2 separate regions of the Mus musculus genome follow, and region 2 is linked to region 1. Evidence: chromatin contacts called from ENCODE Hi-C or POLR2A ChIA-PET data. All regions are on one chromosome and are shown on one strand. The core of a region is the stretch at or near the end of the contact, and the rest is flanking DNA. Distances in the headings are between cores, read along the strand shown. Region 1 holds the start of Simc1 (SUMO-interacting motifs containing 1). Region 2 holds the start of Thoc3 (THO complex 3).

Region 1 (4,862 bases), core at 2,264-4,763:
TGGCAGATTTTTACCTCTCCTCTGAATCCAGTCCTCCAGTCTCATCCCCAGGTGAGGTAGCTACACCTGTTGTGCCCACTCCCACCCCCCACTTCCTGTGGATCACACAGATTCCCCCCTCCCACCACTCTTTGCTTTATCCAAGCCCCCAACTCCAGCAGGCATTCCCTGGAAACCTGCAGTCGCCTCCATCCAGGGAAGTGGCCCCCAACTCTGGCAGATATTAGAAGATATTAGAGGATGGAAAGATCTCCCATGCTCATGGAACAGCAGGATTAACAGCAAAAGTAATCTACAAGCCGGGCGTGGTGGCGCACGCCTTTAACCCCAGCACTCGGGAGGCAGAGGCAGGCGGATTTCTGAGTTTGAGGCCAGCCTGGTCTACAGAGTGAGTTCCAGGACAGCCAGAGCTACACAGAGAAACCCTGTCTCAAAAAACCAAAAAAAAAAAAAAAGTAATCTACAGATTCAATGCAATTCCCATCAAAATCTAAAACAATTCTTTTTTTTTTAGGTTTATTTATTTATTTTATGAATATGAGTACACTGTTGCTATCTTCAGACACACCAGAAGAGGGCATCCATTACAGATAGTTGTGAGCCACCATGTGGTTGCTGGGAATTGAACTCAGGACCTCTGGGAGAGCAGTCAGTGCTCTTAACTGCTGAGTCATCTCTCCAGCCCCTGACACAATTCTTGAAAGGCCAATCTCCTTTTTTTATATGGAGAAAACAGAAAAACCCAGGATAGCTAAAACAATTCCCAAACAGTAAAAGAACTGCGGGAGGTCTCACTATTTCCAATTTCAAGTTGTGCTAAAGAGCTATAGTACTAAAACCCACAAGACATTAGCACAAAAATACACAAGTTGATCAATGGAATGGAATCGAAGACCCAGACATAAGTCCACGCACCTAAGGACACCTGACTTTTGATAAAGAAGCTAGAATATATACTAGGAAAAAGACATCAATATATGTATGGTGCTGGTCAAATTGGCCGGCTACATGTAGAAAAATGCAAATAGATCCATTCCCATTTACAACCATGCACAAAAGTCAACTCCAAATGGATTGAAGATCTCAACAGAAAACCAGATATACTGAATTGAATAGAAGAGAAGTGCCTTGAATTTCTTGGCACAGGATGAGACTTCTTGAACAGAACACTTTTAGTGCTGGCAGGATTTCTGTGTATTCCTGGATGTCTTGGAACTCCTTCTGTACAACAGGCTGGCCTTGAATTTAAGAGATCCAGCTGCCTCTGCCTCCAAGCCCTGGAATAAAAGGTATATGCCACCACAGCCTGGCAGGAAAAGATTTTTAACAACTACATATTTGATAGAAGTCTACTATCCACAACATATAAAGAACAAAAAAAAAAAAAAAAAAAAAGCTATCAAGAAAACCCAATTAAAAACTGGGGTAGCACATATTCCTTTGTAAGGAACTTATTCTACAGACAGTCCCATCGCTGTCTTCACTAGCAAGAGCAAACAGGCTCAGCTGAATCATTTTTTTAAAAATGTCAGAACATGAAATTGATAAACTACCATGTGCCAGGATACTTACTATATACATGGAACAGCAATTTTTTTTATATCTCTACTTAAAATTACGTTTATAATTCAAGGAGGTGAAAAGTCACTTTTCCAAAGATGTTTGTGGACCTCAAGAACAAGGTTTCCTATCAGAGTGAAGTAAACAATTTAGTAACTATGAACGTTGTACAACCCAACGTATTATATGGATGAATCACACCACAATAAAGGTACTGTTAAAAGATAAACTAGCAGCCCAGCAGTGGTGACGCATGCTTTTGATCCCAATATCTGGGAGGCAGAGGCAGGCAGATTTCTGAGTTCAAGGCCAGCCTGGTCTACAGAATGAGTTCCAGGACAGCCGGAGCTACACAGAGAAACCCTGTCTTGAAAAAAAGAAGAAAGATAAACTAGCTATAAAGGTATATTTACAAGCTAGATAATACAAAAATGCAAAAATTATGTTCCTCTCTTAAAGAGAGAGAACACATATTGTCCCAGCTAGTTTTACATCAACTTGTAACAAGCTACAGTGATCTGAGGGAAAGGGACCTCAATCGAAAATGTATAGCCTAAGATCCAGCTGTAAACAAGTCTGTAGGGCATTTCCTCAACTAGTGATTGCAGTGGGAAGACCCAGCCTATTGTGGGTGGAGCCACCCCGGGCTAGTGGTCCTGGTTTCTGTGAGAAAGCAGGTTAAGCAAGCCAGAGGTGGCAAGCCGGTAAAGAAAGCATCGCTTCACCATACGGCCTCTGCACAACCTCTACTTCCAAATTCCTGCCCTGCTTGAATTCTTGTCCTGACTTCTTTAGTATGAACAGCGAAGTGTAAACTAAACCAATTTCTCTCCAAGTTGCTTTGGGTCATGGTGTTTCATCACAGCAACAGTAATCCTAAGACACCTACCTTTGGGTGTAGGAAGACTTCCCAAAGGCAACTTAGAATGAATGAGCACTCAAAATGTGATTTACACGCTTATAGAGTAGCTGACATTGATTTAGGACACATATTAGGAAGAACAGAGAAGGATCCCTTGATTTTTGAAGCCACAGCATGTAGATCATGGTAGGGGTCAGGTCACTAAATTTCTGTGGAGAGTTCTAGAAAGCCAGAGACCACAGATATTTTTATTCCATCACTTCAGGAGCAGGGACAAAGATAAAGAACCGAAGGAAAAACAAAGGTGGGAGTGCCCCGCCCCCTGGCTTTGTATGTGATTCGCATCTGCAAAGCAAAATTAACTGTCCTTCTCCACAACTCAAAAATCGGGGCCCTAGCTCAAGAACTAGGCCCTGCAGCGCAGCCGCCACCATGCCAAGGGCGGCGCTTCCCTCGCTCGCAGCCGGGGCTCCTGTTACCTCCTTGCACACATCTGTGCCCATCATAAGCCAAACAATTACGCGCTCCCGCGCGCCCGCCTCGAGGTCCGGGTGGCGGCTGCGGCCTGGCCAGGACCCCCCACTCCTCCCGCTGCCAAAGCTCTGGAGCCAGCTCGGGCCGGAGGCCACCGCCGGCCACCGCTTGGCAGCTCGCACTGGTGCTCAGTGTGTCGCCCATGTGCTCGGCCGGCTCCGCAGCACAACCCTGTAGGGCTCAGCGCTGGCCAGCCCGAGGCCTGCCTTGCCAGCGGCGCCACCGAGCTCCTCGAGGCCCGAGGCCGCCAAAGGCGGGAAGACACGGCGGCGGGGAGCCAGGGTCGCAACGCTGAGGCCCCGAGGGGGCGACGCTCGGCTCCCGTCGGGCGTGGCGAGCGGCAGTGGATTCACTCACCACGGTTCGGCGGGGCAGCGCGCCGGGGGTCCGAGACAGGGCCCGGCGCAGCCTCCGCGCCCTGCCCGAGCGGGTCCCGGCCGAGCTCTCGGAGCCACTGTCGTCGGAGATCACGATAAAGTCCTCCATGGCTACGGGCCCGGCGGAGCCACGCGCGAGCGGCGAGCGGCCCCGGCGACTCCGACTCCGGTTCCAGCTGCTGAAGCGACTGCAGCGAAGGCGTCGCAGACACCGGGGTTAGTACCCCGCCGGCCCCGCCCCCTCCATTGCCCCGCCCCCACCGCGCCCCGCCTCCAGAGGACCGGTCCCGCTCGGAGCCCCGCCTATCTCGGGGGCAGCCGCGCGCCCGGGTCAGGGCAGTGTCACAGAACCCTGGAGGAGCCAGGCTCCCTTTCCCTCAGAGAAGGAGAGAGAGGGAAGAGAGGGAAAGGGAGGGATAGAACCGAGGGGCTGGGCCGCATGGTCGGCGGGCTTGAAAAACGCTGAGGTTGAGAGGTTGTCCGCCGCCGCTCTCAACCGATCACAGTGGGCAGTGCTGGTGACGAGCCCCTGGCTGCAGGTGTGAGGACTGGAGTGAGCTGATGGAGCCTCTGATAGCGCATTTAATTGACCCGGTAGTGGAGCCTGCACCTGGCAGAAGGAGCAGTGACGCCTTCGGGTTAAAGAAGCCCTGAGGGGCTGAAAAGGGTAACCTGAACCTAGGGTTTTATTGACTGGGGCTTCTGGCTGAGATAAGGGAGAGATACCCACTCTTGTGTGTGCAGGTAAATCCGTGGGATAAATTCCCAGAAGCAGGTTTATTGGATCAAATCTATGTTTTTATTGTTATTTTGACAAATGGTACCAAATTGTCTTAAGTTGTGCCGATTTGCGGTTTCACCAACAATACGTGTCGCAGGAATTTAAACTGTCAGATGTAAGAGTTTGTTGAGTTTCTAGTTGACAGAAACCACTGAAAAGGCACATACAGAGAGCTATGAGGTCCCAGAGTGCCCGTATACTCCAATGCTGTGAGCAAGCAGAAAATATAGGGATAAAATTGTATCCCCATCAGAGGGAAATATGGGTAAGTAGTGAATTCTTTGGTTGTTTTGTTGAAGGGTAGGGACATTAAATCAAAATAGGGCCCATGGCTATTTTAAAAATGTGCAATACTGACAAAACCCTGCTGCTTATGCTCAAGTAACTTCAAAAAATAGAATAATAAAATGTCTTTAACAAAAAGGGGGGAGTTCCTAGAGGCAAAGCTGTTGTGTGCTGTCTAAGCAGCGTGTGATGCAGTGTTTTCTAATCTTTAGTGAACTTCTGAATCAGCCAGAGAGTGTATAATAAAGTTTGCAGGACTACACACCAGTGTTTCTGACTGAGAAACTGAGTTTTGGGAGTGAGCCCCAAATTGGTATTTCTCTCAGGTTTCTAGGTGATATTGACATTGCTTAGAGTCTGGTGAACACACTTGAAGGTTCACTGCTCTGAGTCAGGCATCACGGTGCTTGCCTTGAATCCTAGCTCTTGAAAGGCCAAGGTCAGCCAGGGTGAGAGAAAGGGA
Region 2 (5,428 bases), core at 965-3,464, 35 kb after region 1:
CAAGGTCACACATTTTTTTTTCCTTTTCCTTTTTTTTTTTTTCCTTAAATTTTTATGTGAAGGAGGATTTTTGCATGGGGCCTGGGACGCCAGAAGAAGGCGCTAGATCTCCTGGAACCAGAGTTACCAAGAGTTGTGGGCCACTTTGTGGGTGCCTGGGGAGGGAACAGCAATCCTCTGCTAGGACAGCAAGTGCTCTTAAACAGAGAGCCATCTCTCTATCGATTCTATTTTCCTTAAAAAAAAAAAATTAAAGATACTATTAGCTAGGCATGGTGGAGCACTCTTTTAATCCTAGCACTTGGGAAGCAGAGGCACATGGACCTCAGAGTTCAAGGCCAACCTGGTCTACAGAGGAAGTTCCTGGACAGCCAGGAATACACAGAGAAATCTTGTCGTAAACCCCCCTTCCCCATCAAAAATTATATTTTTTCTTGTGAATATTCATTGTGTAGGGTACTGTTATATAAGGATTTCTTTCTTTCATTTTCTCACATTTTATTTAGTAAATATTGGGTGCCTACTATGTGCAAAATACCAGTGGAGGGGGCCAAGACTGCTGGGTCATAAAAACAATGGAATGACAGATTTCAAGAAATTATATTCAGGTAGGGAGATAGCTATTACTGAAAGTAACAGAAGAGAATATGTAGGGAAAATACACAGGAATTCCAGTCCCAGACAGAGTACAGAACACGGTATTCAGGGATAGACCCATTTAAAATGATTTCATGGATATGCATGTGTGAGTACACGTGTGTATGTGGGGGCCAGAGGACAACACGGAGGTGGTTCTGAGGCACCATCCCTTGTTCTGTTTTGAGAAAGGGTCACTCATTAGCCCGGGACTTGCCAAGGAAGTTAGACAGCTAGCCAGTGAGTCCTAGGGATCTGCCTGTCCCTGTCTCCCCAGTGATGGGGTTATAAGCCTGCGACACCACAGCTGGCTTCATAAGGACATTTTCACACGAATATTTGTTGGATATATTCCTCTGGTGTCCCCTATCCCTGCACAGTTCTTCTCCAGTGCTTGGCGAATCCTGGCTGTGCACCATTGTTTTTTTCCACCCGGGTATCTTTTGGTTTAACAGAGACATAAGTGGGAGGATCAGAGATGTGAGCATGGCACACAAAATGGTCATTGTACTTTCCGCTATTTTCTTTTAGTTTACTATCATGTATATACAATATCCTTTAACAACCAAGATCAAAAGACAGAAAAACGTCTTGGGAGGCAGAGGCAGGCGGATGTCTGTGTGTTCGAGGCCAGCCTGGTCTGTAGAGTGAGTTCCAGGGCAGTCAGGGATACACTGAGAAGCCCTGTCTTCAAAAACTAAAAACAAAAACAAAACCCCCGAACAAACCAAATCTCAAATTAACCGAACAACTTTTCCCAAGTCCAACCGACAAACCCACATTTCTTTTTTCTTTTTTTTTTCTTTTTTTTTTTTTTTTTTTTTTTTTTTTGGTTTTTCGAGACAGGGTTTCTCTGTATAGCCCTGGCTGTCCTGGAGCTCACGTTGTAGACCAGGCTGGCCTCGAACTCAGAAATCCGCCTGCCTCTGCCTCCCGAGTGGTGGGATTAAAGGCGTGCGCCACCACGCCCGGCTCAAACCCACATTTCTTATCAATTCCTTCATTCCACAAACATCTAACCTTTCTCCAGGAGCGACAACTTGCAATGGCCTTTTGCTTTAAGGGCACGATGAGGACCTTACAGTGAAAAACAACTCTAGAAAAAAGATATTTTACATGCAGGTAAACTGGAGGATTTATCTTGACTCTCTTTTTTGAATAAGCAAGGCTACCAAGAAACTGGTAAGAAGACCATTTAAAAAAAAAGTTGAACTCTTGGTGGGGGGTGGGGAGGGGGAGGGAAGCAAGTCGGGCAGTGGTGGCACACGCCTTTAATCCCAGCACTTGGGAGGCAGAGACAGGCAGTTTTCTGAGTTAGAGGCCAGCCTGGTCTAGAGTGAGTTCCAGGACAGCCAGGAAACAAACAAAGAAACCCTGTCTCGAAAACAAAACAAAACAAAACAAACCAAACAAAAAAAAGCGAATTTAAGGAAGAATCAGTCCTATTTCAAAAGGGAAAGGTGGACGCGCGCTGCATGGCGGGATTTGTAGTTCCGCGAGTGAGAGGCGCCAGCGCGGAGCGACGCGGCGCTTTTTCGGCGCATGTGCAGGGCGACGGCGCCAGACTCAGAGTATCCAGCTTCCGGCGCGCGGTCCGTGAGGAGGGAGGCATGGCGGCGCCCGCTGCGGTCCTGGGCCCCTCGGCCCTCGGCCAGAGCGGCCCCGGCTCGATGGCGCCCTGGTGCTCAGTGAGCAGTGGCCCGTCTCGTTACGTGCTCGGGATGCAGGAGCTCTTCCGAGGCCACAGCAAGACGCGCGAATTCCCGGCGCACAGTGCTAAGGTGCACTCGGTCGCCTGGAGCTGCGATGGCCGTCGCTTGGCCTCGGGGTCCTTCGACAAGACTGCCAGCGTGTTCTTGCTGGAGAAGGACCGGCTGGTGAGCTTGTAGGGCACGGGCTTGGCGGAGAAGAGGGCTGTGTGCGGAGGGAGAAAAAGCAGGAGAGGTAGGGGTATGGCCTGTCGTTGGCGGTGATGAGGAAGGGGTTTGGGGCTGGAAGAGTTGGAATGACGAAGGGGGTGAGGCTGCCTGGCGGAGAGCAGAGAGCGAACTTAGTGGCAGTAAAGAGGTGTGGCGACGTGGCTGCGGGCCGGGGGAGGTTGAAGTCAGGTGGCAGAAAGTGGTGAGGGTCTAGAAGAGCCCTGGTGACGAGTGGCTAGGGACTAATGGGGTGGTAGAGCCCCTAGGGTGGAGAGGAAGGCTTTATTTGAAAATGATAGCGCAGGACAGGTTGGTTGAGGTGGTGGTGGAAAAAGAAAGAAGGGAGGCCAGGAAGGGCCAATGTCAAAGCTCAGAGAGGTTCATGGGGGGGGGGGGGAGGGGGTGTTGTAGTTTTGGAAAAAGAATTAGATTTCTGTTTTGAATTATCCAGATCTTTGCTGGTTTCAAGGCACCACTGTTTGGATAAAAGTGGCATCTGGATTCTGTTCTTTTAAGGTCAAAGAAAACAACTACCGGGGCCACGGAGATAGTGTGGACCAGCTTTGTTGGCACCCAAGCAACCCTGACCTCTTTGTCACCGCATCTGGAGATAAAACCATTCGCATCTGGGATGTGAGGACTACAAAATGCATCGCCACTGTGAATACGAAAGGTGAGTTCAGAGAGAGGGGGTTCTGGAGGAAAAGCTAGTGTGATCTGCAGCAAGCATCTTTGTAGCAAGTGCAGGTTATCAGGATGGGTTGTATGTGTCTGTCTGGAGAAGACAGGAACAGAACAGAGCACTTTTCTGGCAGGCTGTAGATGTATAGGAGAGCAGTGGAAACTATACAAGAGTAGTATGTGCAGAGGCGTGGAGAGTTTGGGAGATTCAGGCAGGTTACAATGGCTGAGAAACCATGGGCGATCTGGAAAGTTGTGCGTTTTGTTTAAAGGCTGTGTTCAAAGAAGCAGTGTGGTAGTTTGAGTAGGCTTGGCCCAGGGCATGGCACTATTAGGTGTGGCCTTGTTGGAGGAAGCGTGTCACTGTGGGTGTGGGCTTTAAGACCCTTATCCTGGCTTACCTGGAAGCCATTCTTCTGTATGCCTTTGGATTAAGACGTAGAACTCTTAGCTCCTCCTGCTCCATGTCTGGTTGAATGCTACCATGGTCCCACCTTGATGATACTTGACTGAACCTCTGAACCTGTAAGCCAGCTCCAATTAAATGTTGTTCTTTATAAGAGTTGCCTCGGTCATGGTGTCTCTTCACAGCAGTAAAACCCAAAGTAAGGCAGGCAGTTTTGTTGATTTTAGATTTTTTTTTTAATTTTCATCTGTGTGTGTGTGTGTGTGTGTGTGTACGTGTGTACGTACACGTACCACATGTGTATAGGTGCTGGAAGAAGGCGTCTTGTCCTCTATAAATGTAGTTATAGGTGATTGTGAATTGTGGGTACAGGGAATTGAACTTGGGTCTCCAGGGAAAAAAACCCAAGTGTTCTTAACCACTGAGCCATTTCTAGCCCCACAGGGGAGAAAATGTGTGTGTGTGTGTATACACACACACATACATATATATACATATATATGTACACATATATTTTTGAGGGGGAGACAGGGTTTCTTTGTGTAGCCCTGGCTATCCTAGAACTCACGGTGTAGACTAGGCTAGACTCATGAACTGAGAGATCCACCTGCCTTTGCCTCCCATGTGCTGGGTTTAAAGGCATGTATCATCACCACCAAGCTCCCACAATAGAATTCTTGATACACCTTCTGATAGATTTTTAACTGCACTATAGACAGTAAAGTACAAAAAAAAAAAAAAAAAGGTGTTTTGAAAAAAGGTTTAATGAAGTTGAAAATTTTAACCTGTGTTCAGTGTGGACACGCGTGACTTTGATGAGACTGGTGCCAGGGGTTGGAGTGGGGAGGTGCTTTGACAAATGTCTAGACTCACGGTCGCCTCTTGGTCATCGGAAGCTTCCTTCCATTGATTTGGTGAGGAATAAGTGCTGAAGGTAGCTCTGATCTTCTTTCCAGGAGAGCAGAATAAACTCTGGAGGCCGATGGGCAAAGGTGAGCTTGCTGACGGATTATATCTGGGTTCCCAGGGGAGAACATTAACATCTGTTGGAGTCCCGACGGGCAGACCATCGCTGTGGGCAACAAGGACGACGTTGTGACTTTCATTGACGCCAAGACACACCGCTCCAAAGCGGAGGAGCAGTTCAAGTTTGAGGTCAATGAGATCTCATGGAACAACGACAACAACATGTTCTTCCTGACCAACGGCAATGGTTGCATCAACATCCTCAGGTGAGGCACTGGCCGGGGTTGTCAGACCTCTGCAATGGCCACCCTGCCTTGCAGGGAGGAGTTAACTGTGAGCCTGTCCCAAAAGACTTGAAAGATAGAGAGAGTATTAAAGAAAAAAATCCTACCTTCTTTTAGGCATTCTGGATTTTATGAATTCTTACTGATACTGATTATACATTTTTCTGTTGATCCTGAGGGAACTGAGGCTTGTAAACATTCAATTATTAGTCAGCCAGCCCAGGATACTTTGATGCACCTTGAATTGTGGCTAATTCTCTCTCTAAAAGTTTCAGCTTAAATATCACTTTCCCTCTAGCAAAGTCACTTTATCCTCTCCTCTCCAAGATTAGAGGGTTTTAGTGTATCTTAATGCCCTTCCTATTTCTTTTTTTTTTTTAAATTTTATGTGTATGGGTGTTTTGCCTGCCATGTATGTCTATGCACCATTTGTGTGCTTGCTGACTGGAGTGTCAGGTCTCCTGAACCTGGAGTTAGATACAGCTGTGAGCTGCCATGTGGTTGCTGGGAATCGAACTCTGGTCCTCTGGAGGTGC

Evidence for each region. Hi-C counts contacts between places; a loop is a spot of excess contacts on that map. ChIA-PET counts read pairs that join two places held with the same protein, here RNA polymerase II (POLR2A).
Region 2: a map of heart shows a loop between it and region 1 (4-fold over the local background). The contact joins the promoter of Thoc3 here to the promoter of Simc1 in region 1. A Hi-C loop is called at or near these places in 7 of 37 maps with a recorded cell type or tissue (adrenal gland, gastrocnemius, heart and 2 more). POLR2A ChIA-PET finds 5 or more read pairs at or near these places in 3 of 5 experiments (Patski and embryonic stem cell).

The regions. Positions count from the first base shown.
Region 1 is chr13:54,502,456-54,507,317 of GRCm38, reverse strand. It overlaps Simc1 (SUMO-interacting motifs containing 1), which reads right to left and starts at 3,513. Exons shown (of 10, transcript NM_176987.4): 1 at 3,314-3,513. The coding sequence starts at 3,442. It overlaps LOC115486438 (a long non-coding RNA gene), which reads left to right and starts at 3,004. Exons shown (of 3, transcript NR_168901.1): 1 at 3,004-3,549.
Region 2 is chr13:54,465,626-54,471,053 of GRCm38, reverse strand. Thoc3 (THO complex 3) reads left to right here and starts at 2,214. Exons shown (of 6, transcript NM_028597.3): 1 at 2,214-2,513; 2 at 3,072-3,228; 3 at 4,670-4,874. The coding sequence starts at 2,247.